Regions from separate parts of the Homo sapiens genome. Here region 2 is linked to region 1. The links are chromatin loops, found by intact Hi-C in ENCODE. Cell type or tissue: ovary. All regions are shown on one strand. Links, peaks and the distances in the headings refer to the core of each region. The heading gives the core; the rest is flanking DNA. Region 1 overlaps MAML3 (mastermind like transcriptional coactivator 3). Region 2 overlaps MAML3 (mastermind like transcriptional coactivator 3).

Region 1 (5,385 bases), core at 99-5,098:
GCTAAAAGACAACAAGACTTCATCGTGATCCACAGACCTCTTCCAGTCCTGAAAGTCCAATGAGCAGTGAAGACAGGAAGAAAACCTTCCGATCCAATGTTTTCATCTCCTGGGTAGGAACTGGACATGTGACCATTGAATTTCCTGGGTTAACCAAGTACTGGCCATTTCAGAACAGGAATTTCCAGTGAAGACAGTAATGTTCACAATGAATTCTTTAAAAAATTTTTATTTTTAGAAATGGCGTCTTGTTCTGTCACCCAGGCCTTGGCTCAAGCGATCCTCCCACCTAAGCCTCTCAAAGTGCTGAGATTAGAGATTTAAACCACTGTGTCCAGCTTCAGCAATGAATTCTGCAGTAATTTCATAACATCAGTCTTCCAGGACTTTATTCTTGGGGCTGTAGAATTCCCAATATAATAGCCTACTCCAACCTCTGAAAACAACAAACTACAAAATGCTCCTTTCTTGACAAAAATGTACCCTTATTACAGAATCTTTACGGCTAATAACCTTCTGGACGGCAATGTAGCAGTCTACGTCCAGTCTAGGGATACACAAAGGTGGTAAATACCTATGAAGCCAGTGCTCATGACTAATGATCAGAGACTGAATTCTGTGTCCACTTCATACGTTGAAGTCCTAACTCCCAGTATCTCAGAATGTGACTACATTTAGAGCAGAGTCTTTACAGAGGTTAAGTTAAAATGAGGTGATTAGAGTGGGCGCCAATGTGATATGACTGGTGTTCTTATAAGAAGATAACCATCTACCAGCAAAGGGGAGATGCCAATCTTAGTCTGTTTGTGCTGCTATAACAAAATACCTGAGACTGGGTAATTTATACATAAATGTATTTGTTCACAGTTCCAGAGGCTGGAAAGTCCAAGATCAAGGCACTCACAATGTCAGTGTTGGTGAACGGCCATTACTCATTAGACGGCACCATCTAGGTATCCTCACATGGCAGAAGGGACAGAAAGGCAAAAGGGAACACTGTGTCCTCCCATGGTGAAAACACAGAAGAGCAAAGGGAAAGGCCTAAGCTAGTTCCTTCCAGCCCTTTGGGAGGCAATAATCCATTCATGGGGGTGATGTCATCATGACTTCATCACTTCCCTAAAGGCCCCATCCTCTTACTACCACAGCAGAGATTATGTTTCAACACATGAATTCTGGAGGACTAACATTCAGACCATTGCAAGGCCTCAGAAGAAACCATCCCATCACCTTGACTTTGGACTTCTAGCCTCCTTATGAGGGAATAAATTGCTCTTGTTGAAGCCACCCAGTGTGTGGTACTGGCAACTCTAGCAAACTAATGAAACTGATAATTTGGTTCGAACATGTCTCTGTCCTCTCAGTGTCTTAGATGGGTTTGGCTCTCAATTGATATTTTAAAGGAATATTTTGCACAAATTTGCTCATGCTTAGATTTAACTAACTGAACATCTACTGGGTGCTGGGTTCTGTATCAGCAAGTAGGGACACGCTACTGAACAAAAGCCAATCTCTTTCCTTCAGAATGGAGAGGAAAGAAATGCAGATGGGCAAAGACAGTGTCGTTTGCAGTAGGCATAGGCGACCACGCTGTGGGAGCACAAAGCACCACATGCCACTCAGTCCAGATGAAGTAAGGCTTCCTGCTGGGGCTGACACACAACCCGAGAACTTAAGCATTCATAGTGAGGTGAAGACAGCCCAGGCAGAGAGAGCACCACCTTGGGTCAGAGGAGAAGGAAGCATGGTTTTAAGTGAAAACTTGCTTAATGACAAAGATTCATTCTAAGAAATGTGTTAAGTGATTTCATCATTGTGTGAACATCATATTCACACAAGCCTAATATCCTATTACACACCTGGGGTCTATTGCTGCTAGGCTACAAACCTGTACAGCATGTTACTGTACTGAATACTATAGGCAACTGTAACACAATGGTAATTGGTTGTGTATCTAACCATATCTAAACACAGAAAAGGTACAGTAAAAACATGAAAAATGTGGCGTTACAATCTTGTGGAACCACCATCATATATGTGGCCTGTCGTTGACTGAAATGTCATTATGTAGCACCTGACTGTGGTTGTATCTGGCTTGAGCCAGAGTGTAGGGCAGAAGTGTGGAGAAACAAGCTTGCAGAAGAAAGAGCTGTATAGACCTGTGTACCATGGTAAGAAGCTTGGACTTTATCCAGAAGGTTTCAGGAGACACTGGAGGAAAAATGGTCACTTCTAGTGCTAACTTCTGATTTTGTAATGATAAAGATCAGTTATAGGGCTGGGCGCAGTGGCTCACGCCTATAATCCCAGCACTTTGGGAGGCTGAAGTGGGTGGATCATGAGGTCAGGAGATCGAGACCATCCTGGCTAACACGGTGAAACCTGTCTCTACTAAAAATACAAAAAAATTAGCTGGGTGTGGTGGTGGGCATCTGTAGTCCCAGCTACTCAGGAGGCTGAAGCAGAAGAATGGCATGAACCCGGGAGGCAGAGCTTGCTGTGAGCCGAGATCATGCCATTGCACTCCAGCCCGGGCGGCAGAGCAAGACTCTGTCTCAAAAAAAAAAAAAAAAATCAGTTAAATCAGTTATAGCTGGTTACAAAAGGTAAAATATTCGAAGTGATCTGTATTAGTTTTCTAGGGCTGCCATAACAAAATACCACAGACTGGGTGGCTCAAACAACATACATTAATTTTCTTACAGTTCTGGAGGCTGGAAGTCCAAGATCAAGGTATCTGCAGGGTTGGTTTCTCCTGTGCCTCTCTTCTTGGCTTACAGGCAGCCAGTTTCTCACTGTGTCCTTGAACAGTCTTCCCTCTGTCAGCACTCATTCCTGGCATCTTCCTGTGGTCCAAATTTCCTCTTCTTATATAGATAATAGTCATCTTCAGTTAGGGCCTACCCTAATGCCCTCATTTTAACTTAAAATGACCCTATCTCCAAATACTGTCACATTTTGAGAAACTGGGGAGTAGGACTTCAGCAAATGAATCTGAGAGGACACAACTCAGCCCATTACATGATCCAATATCATTCTTGCATGGCTGGTTAAGCAAACAGACAATGCCATCCTTAACGTACATATCAATACAGCTCAGACTTGGTCTTGAGGCAAGTAACTCAACAACTGCTATTGGTTCAGAGTTTAACAATATGTATACTCCTATTTTTATTAATGTATTTACTTATTTTGAGATGGGGGGCGGGTCTCACTATGTTGCCCAGGTTGGCCTCAAACTTCCTGGCTCAAGTGATCCTTCTGCCTCAGCTTCTTAAGTAGCTAAGTAGCTGAGACTATGGGTGCATACCACCTGCCCAGCATGTATATATTTTCAAAAGTGTTTGTCTCCCAAATTCAGAAGAAACTTCACATTCACTCCTTAACTATTAGCAAAGAAGTATAGTCAGAGATGACTCTAAGCAAAACCTCAGAGGAGGCAAAAGTTAGCCTGCCATGACTTTAGGAGGCTCTGAATAGTAAGTGTTTGTTCCCTGCAGCTTAGTAAATGTCACTTTACGATGATTTTCCATAATCCACTTGACTGCAGAGAGATGTACAGTGGGAAAATCGAGGCATAGAGACCAGGGCCATAATGTAACTCAGAGGAAGAACAAGGAATGATGGTTAGGATTCTTGCGCCAGCCCAGTGCCTCATGCGATAAATCACTTTGCCTAAAACAGGTTCAGAGTTTGTCAACTTTCTGTTCAAATTGTGGTGCATTGTAAACGTACTGTAAAACTGTAGAGTAAAAAGTATGTATTTCAATGGTTTTATCTTTCTTACCTAGCCATCCACATATTATTTATGCAGTTTCCATTATAATGCTACAGTTAAGTTTGCATAATATTTTCTGTAACTACCTACTTTTGCATGGTTATAGCTCTCTAAAACTCCCCTGGGACAGAGTTTTTTCACCTTGGTCTCAGTTCAGAAGCAATTTTTTTTTTTGTAATAACAATTGATGACTTTAGAGATATTTTTGAAGTCATGTGAATGTGAAAGAAAGGAAGATTTTTACTGCATTGAATATTTTGTTACCTTTTGTCTAAACACCACACATCAAAAAGAGCTGAACAGAAAGGTATCAAGCAAGGCAGTGTAATAGATTTCACTGAAGACTGACCACACTGCCAGATTTGACTACATGAGGTTTGCATTCACATGCTTATCAGTATTTAAAAATACCCTGAGTGTACACAACAGAAAATGTCAGGAACTTGAAAAGCAAAAATATGCATGTGGTGTTTTCCAGATTTCAGCAAAGCACAGTAACTAAAGAAACTTAATTATGTGATCAGGCAGCAGTTACTTAACCTTTCCAGACCTCTGTTTCCTCAATTATAAAATGAGAGGGTTGGACTACATGATCTCCAAGGTTTGTTCCAGCTCTAAGAGTCCCTATTTGGACTCTGGATACAAATCAATAACTTACTTTCAAAGTCACCCTGGAAGGCACTCTTAACTCTGAACTTGGCAGGTAGTTACCAAATAAGATCCTTATTTTACATCAGAGAACAAGAATTCATTACATTCTTCTGCCAAGGTTTCTTGACTTTGGTAAACATGAAAGAAAAATTACACTTGAATCCTAATCACAATTATCTTTTATAAAAATGCCAGAAAACCAAGTGTTTAAATTACATGACTCATTCAAAAGAATTTGTGACTTTTTGATGGCCCATTGGGTGTCAGGTGTTGAGCTGAGTGCAGAGGATGCAAAAGATGCACAAGTCTCCTGATTTCAAAGGAATTTGTAGGCTGTTGCATGTTTTAATTTTCCTCCTGTCTATTGGAAAATGCTCCCCTTCATGCATAACACTTGTCTGACACAGACAACAATGTTGTATCCCATTCTGGCAACCACAACTTGGCTAACTTATACAACTGTGCACTATTCTTCTTCACCGTGAATGATTTTGAGTAAACGGCCTTAAGTGACATCAAGGGTCTGAACGTGTCAGTTTGGGTAACTAGATACTGGACCAGGTTACATATAGAAGCCGTCTACCTTTTCTGGGTGTCCACATTGCATGTATTACCTAGAATAAGCAGATGGATGGTGGACCTATTGTAAGCTTAGAGTGAGGGGCTCTGGGACCTAGAATCACGTCTCTCATGGCCAAGCTGTATCCTCTCTGGAACTCAGTTAACTATGCTCTGCTGCCATTTTTGCCCTGGACAAAATCTCTGAAGTCCCCTATAGATCTAACAGCCCAGAATTGTATAATCTGTCTAGGTTTACTTGTGTATAGTTGGAAGATGAACAAACTGACATTTTAGATTTCCTTTCAACTTTATGTAAACCATATGTTTACATATTCTCTTCTAAAATATGTAACTAATTCCTGATTTTGAAAATAGTAAGTTTGTCTATCACTATT
Region 2 (5,385 bases), core at 272-5,271, 60 kb after region 1:
AACTCACTTTGTCAGAGCTATTTCAGCTCAAGTTAGAGCATAACTAGTTAGACAACTTGATCTCATTGAAATATTTGGTGCCTGCTGATATGTTCAAACAAATTCACCAGATCTTGATTATGTTCTGGCAATTAAAGCTATTAAGTCAGTAGATAGACAGCAGGTTATTTCATTGCTGGTAGAAAAAGCCAGCTTTCTTTTCTCCCCTTTTTATGTGACAGCACTGTAATTAGCCTTAATCAAATACTATTTGTGTTAGGTGCTGTAACTTTGCTTTCTTAGCCAGGAAACTCTGCCAATCTAGGAAAAGTAGAAATACAACTTCGGTCAAAAAGCAAGAAAGATAGGGATAGGGTATTTGAGAACTCTCTGTGCTATCTTTGCAACTTCTCTGTAAATCTAAAACTGTTCTAAAATTAAAACTTTAATTTTTAAAAACCAAGAAAAAGAGAGGAAGAGAGGAATGAGAGAGAGAGGCTGTTGAAAGTGAGGCTTCAACTGTAGCAGCATAACATGTAAAAGCAAGCTTTTAGAAGTAGTCAATTCATTTAGAAAATATGGTTCCTCTGGAAATTCCAGGTTAACCCTCTTGTTACATGGGGGAATGCCTTGGTGCTTCTTTTTTTTACCACTGCAAATAAGTATGTAATGGAGACTACAGCCAGGTAAAGGGAACGGCAATAATCATGAATAAAACTGATTTTTTTTTTAACCATTCATCCAAACTTCTAGTTTATTTTTCCGTGTTTTAAACCCACCATTTCTTTTAACATCCCTGGAAGAAAGAGCTCTTCAGATCGTTTTGGGAATGAAGTTAGTGAAGAGGTGAGGCAGGGTTTCTCAAACTTTAATGTGCATACAAGTTGGGTGCAGTGGATCATCCCTGTAGTCCCAGCTATTCAGGAGGCTAAGGCAGGAGGATAGCCTGAGGCCAGGAGTTCAAGACTAGCTTGGGCAACATAGCGAGACCCCTTTGTCTTAACTAACTAACTAAATAAATAAACAAACACACAGACAAATCTCCTAGGGATCTTGTGAAATAACACATTTTGATTTGGGAGGTCTAGAATGGTCCCCAAGATTGTGTTTGTAGAAAGCGTCTATTTGATGCCAAAGCTACCGGTCCACAGACCATAGTTTGAGTAGCAAGGGTACAAAAACTAGTAATTAAGTAAGTGCAACTGGCCAGAAGTAGAACCATGGTATCTTGTCTACGTGGCCGACAATGAAACATCGGTATGAAGCAGTTGCCAACAAACAGATACTCACTTTCTATTTTCCTTGGCCAATAATACCTTGTGTCAAATTTTCAAAATGCATTGGTAAAATGGCATTATACCTTGGGTCAGACTATTAGCTCAGAGAATCCCAATAATGGAAGTAACTATTCTTGTTCAAAGTGCCCCAGCCATGATAGGGAGGCATCAGAGACAATTGTAAAAGCAATGATCTGATCTTTATTTATTATTTGGACTCTATGTTTCCTCATACCTCAAATTCTGTATCTGTACAATATTAGCAACTAGAACTAGTAATATTTTGAGTTTAAGGAAGAAATGTCACACAACTCTTAGAGCCTCCCAGAGGTACTCTGTCATTTTAAGAGATGATGATGGCTATGTTCCACAGGAGACAACCCTGCCATATGGCTGACATTCACTTGACAACAATATGATTCATTTCACTCCATCCAAAATGGTAAGATAGGCCATTAATGACTTTGAATAACTGAAAAACATATTTTTACAGGCATGAGCCACCGCACCCACTGAAAAACATATTTTTAAAAATACCTTTTGACCCAGCAATCCCATTGCTGGGTATATACCCAAAGGAATATAAATCGTTCTACTATAAAGACACATACGTTTATTGCAGCACTATTTACAACAGCAAAGACATGGAACCAACCCAAATGCCCATCAATGATAGACTGGATAAAGAACATGTGGTACATATACAACATGGAATACTGTGCAACCATAAAAAGGAATGAGATCATGTCCTTTGCAGGGGCATGGATGAAGCTGGAAGCCATCATCCTCAGCAAACCAACACAGGAACAAAAAACCAAACACCACATGGTTCTCACTCATAAGTGGAAGTTGAACAATGAGAACACATAGACACAAAGAGGGGAACAACACACACCAGGGCCTGATGGGGGATGGGGGTGAGGGGAGGGAACTTAGAGGACGGGTCAATAAGTGCAGCAAACCACCACGGCCCATGTATACCTATGTAATAAACCTGCACATTTTGCACATGTGTCCCATTTATTTTTAGAATAAAGAAAAACAAAAATTAAAAAAAACCATATTTTTTACAATTTGTGGTAACTGCCACAAATGCCACATGTCTAGTTCTCCACCAGGTTTTTTACTCCTTTATACAATGTTTGAATTCCAAACAATGGTCCTTTTACTTTATTTATTTATTTATTTTTAATTTTATTTTCTGTTTTATTGGTACACAAGAGATGTACTTCTACTTATTTTAGATTTCTTCCATATCTTGATTAATGCAACTCAATTAGGCTTTAAATCCAGTGGTATGCTGGCAAATAGCTAACAACCAGCTCTCCAGGAAAAGTAAAAAAAGAAAGAGAAGTCTTGGTATGTACCTTTGGTCAATTTTGATGATGTAAATACTCTCAGCATGGCCAATTTCAAGTACCAACTTGGCTTTACCGAATATAAAATTAGGAAGAAATGTACATAATCACAAGTCTGCTCCAGTACATAACAGCAAGTGACCCCAAAGACATAAAACATTGTTGTTTTAATAATTAAATTACAAAAATCTAGCAGGGGTAAAAGTATTCTACAATTCCAAGACAGCTTGTCTCTTAAATTGCTTTCACTTTGTTACTGAAAAGTAGAAGTCCATGAGTGTTTTTATAAACCCAAAATAACTCCCTGCTAGTTTTTTTTTTTTTTTTTAATGACAGTCTCATGATCTGTGTAATTACCACAGAATCTTATAAGCCATTTGGATTTTCATGACACAAACATACTGAAAGTTTGGAATTCTGTATGAACTTGAGAGTTGAACCTTTCCATTTTTGTTTTTTCCTACTATTATAAGCTCTCCCTTCCGTAAGTATTAGGCATGGCTCAGGCAGCCTCTGTGGCCATAACAATCTGCAGAAAATACTAAAACATCACCATGTTTTAAAATGTTCCCTACAATTGCCTTTGAGAATGGCAGCTTAATATCTTCATGTCCTCTCCTATATCTGAACTGCTTTGCTTCAATTTTTTAAAAAGCTGTCTTATGTTAAAAAGGACAACAGAATGAGAAAACTGCAATTGTAGCCAAAATGTTGTAACAATGGTGTGTTTTATGCACACTTAACATATATAACTGTTTCTAACACATCATTTCTTCATTCTATTTTTAATCTATCTGAGATTCTTTATTAAACTGTGTTTTTTATATTTTTAGTCACAAGTACACCTGCTTATTACCAGTGAGGGTCTTTTTTATTTTATTTTTAGAGAAAAGAGTGTCTTGCTATGTTGTCCTGGATAGCCAAGAACCCCTGGGCTCAAGGGATCCTCCCGTGTAGCTGGGACTACCAGCACACACCACCACTGCCAGCTCCAGTGAGGTTCTTATAAGAACACAAAAGCACAGAAGGCTACAGCTCACAGGATTGGGGGAAGGGAGGGCACTGGTGAAAAACTATCTGGCCAAGTAATATAATTAACTTGAAGAAAAACATTTGCATCATAACTATACTTGTGTCTTTTTCCATCAGCAAAAGCCAAAACCAAGCAAATAAAAAGCCACCACCATTCACCCACCACCTTGAACACAAATGATTTTGGCAGTGCAGTCAACATGAAAAAATACTGCTTGAAACAAACCAAGAAAAAATTGCTTCCAATCAAGTCTTCCTGCTTGCTTTCATTGTATTCACTTTCATACCATTTGAAATATGTATCATGTGTACCTGTTAACTCTTCGAAAATGAATCTTCTAAAGTCTTCCAATTTTTTGAACTTTTCTTAAAATTCATTTTAACCGAGCACCCCACTTATGATGAACACGTTAGGTTTTAACACATGCAGAACACGGCACAGTACACCCCCTGCCATTCTCCAGATGTTAGGAACTAGAAACATGCAAGGATTTTTCATGTTAGAAAAATGGTGAAGTCAGCTCATCAAAGGTAAAACAGGCAGAATATGTCCCTGCCTTTGCCTTTCCTAAGATGCATTTACATTCACTTGGTTTGTCTCTAGTTTGACAGGATTATTAATAGGATGGGCTTACCACTCATGTAGATGAATCTCTTAGCCACAGAAAAGCCTTTTACTATCTTACGTGTTTCTGACCGATGCCTGATGACTCTACCAGCGGATCTTCACAGTAACCAGAGATGTGGGCTAGTGATCAGTTACAGAGCAAAATTGCTAACATTATTGTCACTAAATTGGAGTCCAGCATTATTTTAACAAATTTTTTTTACATCAACGAGCAGTCTTTGGTTAACAGGCTTTAAGAATGACAAAAATACCCATCATGAAAGGAAAAAGTGTTCACAACACTGGACCTTCTTGAATGACTGCGATACAGCCCTCCTGACTTCCCACTAATCAAGTGCACTAGCCCTCCTGGATATAAGCTGAAGCTACATCAAGAACTAAAAAAGAGACATGAAGAATAAAGATCTGAGGGACATAGACATGAACATGGACATACATGTACACATAGATATATTCTGGTAAATAAAAGAATATTCATGCCATTTTTAACAATTGTGAAGAAATTTAATTATACTTAAAGTAAGGATCAAAATTGAAAAAAGTCCTAATATTAGAAGAATCAACACAGCAACAATGGAAAAGAGAGGCTCTTTTTTTCTCTGAGGGTCACTTCATAAATATTTGGGAATTTCTCACTGCTAAGTAAAAAGAGGAGAAGCAGATGATGAAAAGGAGGAGTTATAGGAGTTCAATGAAAGGCAGTCGCCCCCTCAAAATTCACAGCTCTTCCCTGAGGTCACCTTTCTGTCTCTTCACTGGTGCCCTTCCTGTGGGTAGCATGTGGGAAACAGGGGAAGGAAAAGGGATTGAGAATCAAGCTGGCATTAAAATACAATCTTACCCTATTTCCCTGTGGCCTACAGTACTCCCCTTTTGAAAAAATAACGTGGAAAAAATGTTGTTAGTTTTCTTTTTAAGGGACACACACACACACACACACACACACACACACACACACACACACACTCTATTCTTCATCCCCGGCAGTTTCCCAAATGAGATCTGCCATCATGAGGTTGCATACATAAGGCGGTGAGAGAGAGTGTGCCTCTCCTGCCAGGCCTGAAGAGTTCTTGAGGGCATCTAAAACTGAAAGCTTTTAGCAAAACAC

Evidence for each region. Hi-C counts contacts between places; a loop is a spot of excess contacts. Peaks named below come from ENCODE experiments on the same cell type or tissue, not always from the same donor. Only the 100,000 strongest peaks of a DNase experiment are listed, where the experiment ranks them.
Region 2: a loop joins it to region 1, with 2.0 times the contacts of the local background. A loop is called at or near these places in 5 of 110 quality-filtered maps.

The regions. Positions count from the first base shown.
Region 1 is chr4:139,902,935-139,908,319 of GRCh38, forward strand. The region is part of intron 1 of MAML3 (mastermind like transcriptional coactivator 3); the gene reads right to left. Among named protein-coding and RNA genes, the nearest start is that of MAML3-AS1, 220 kb to the right of the region's middle. In ovary, for the core only: no CTCF peak of the experiment used is centred there; no DNase peak of the experiment used is centred there; H3K4me3 peaks cover 294 bases; H3K27ac peaks cover 1,157 bases.
Region 2 is chr4:139,962,276-139,967,660 of GRCh38, forward strand. All of the region lies in intron 1 of MAML3 (mastermind like transcriptional coactivator 3), which reads right to left. Among named protein-coding and RNA genes, the nearest start is that of MAML3-AS1, 160 kb to the right of the region's middle. RefSeq lists a silencer at 870-1,069. In ovary, for the core only: no CTCF peak of the experiment used is centred there; no DNase peak of the experiment used is centred there; H3K4me3 peaks cover 578 bases; H3K27ac peaks cover 2,592 bases.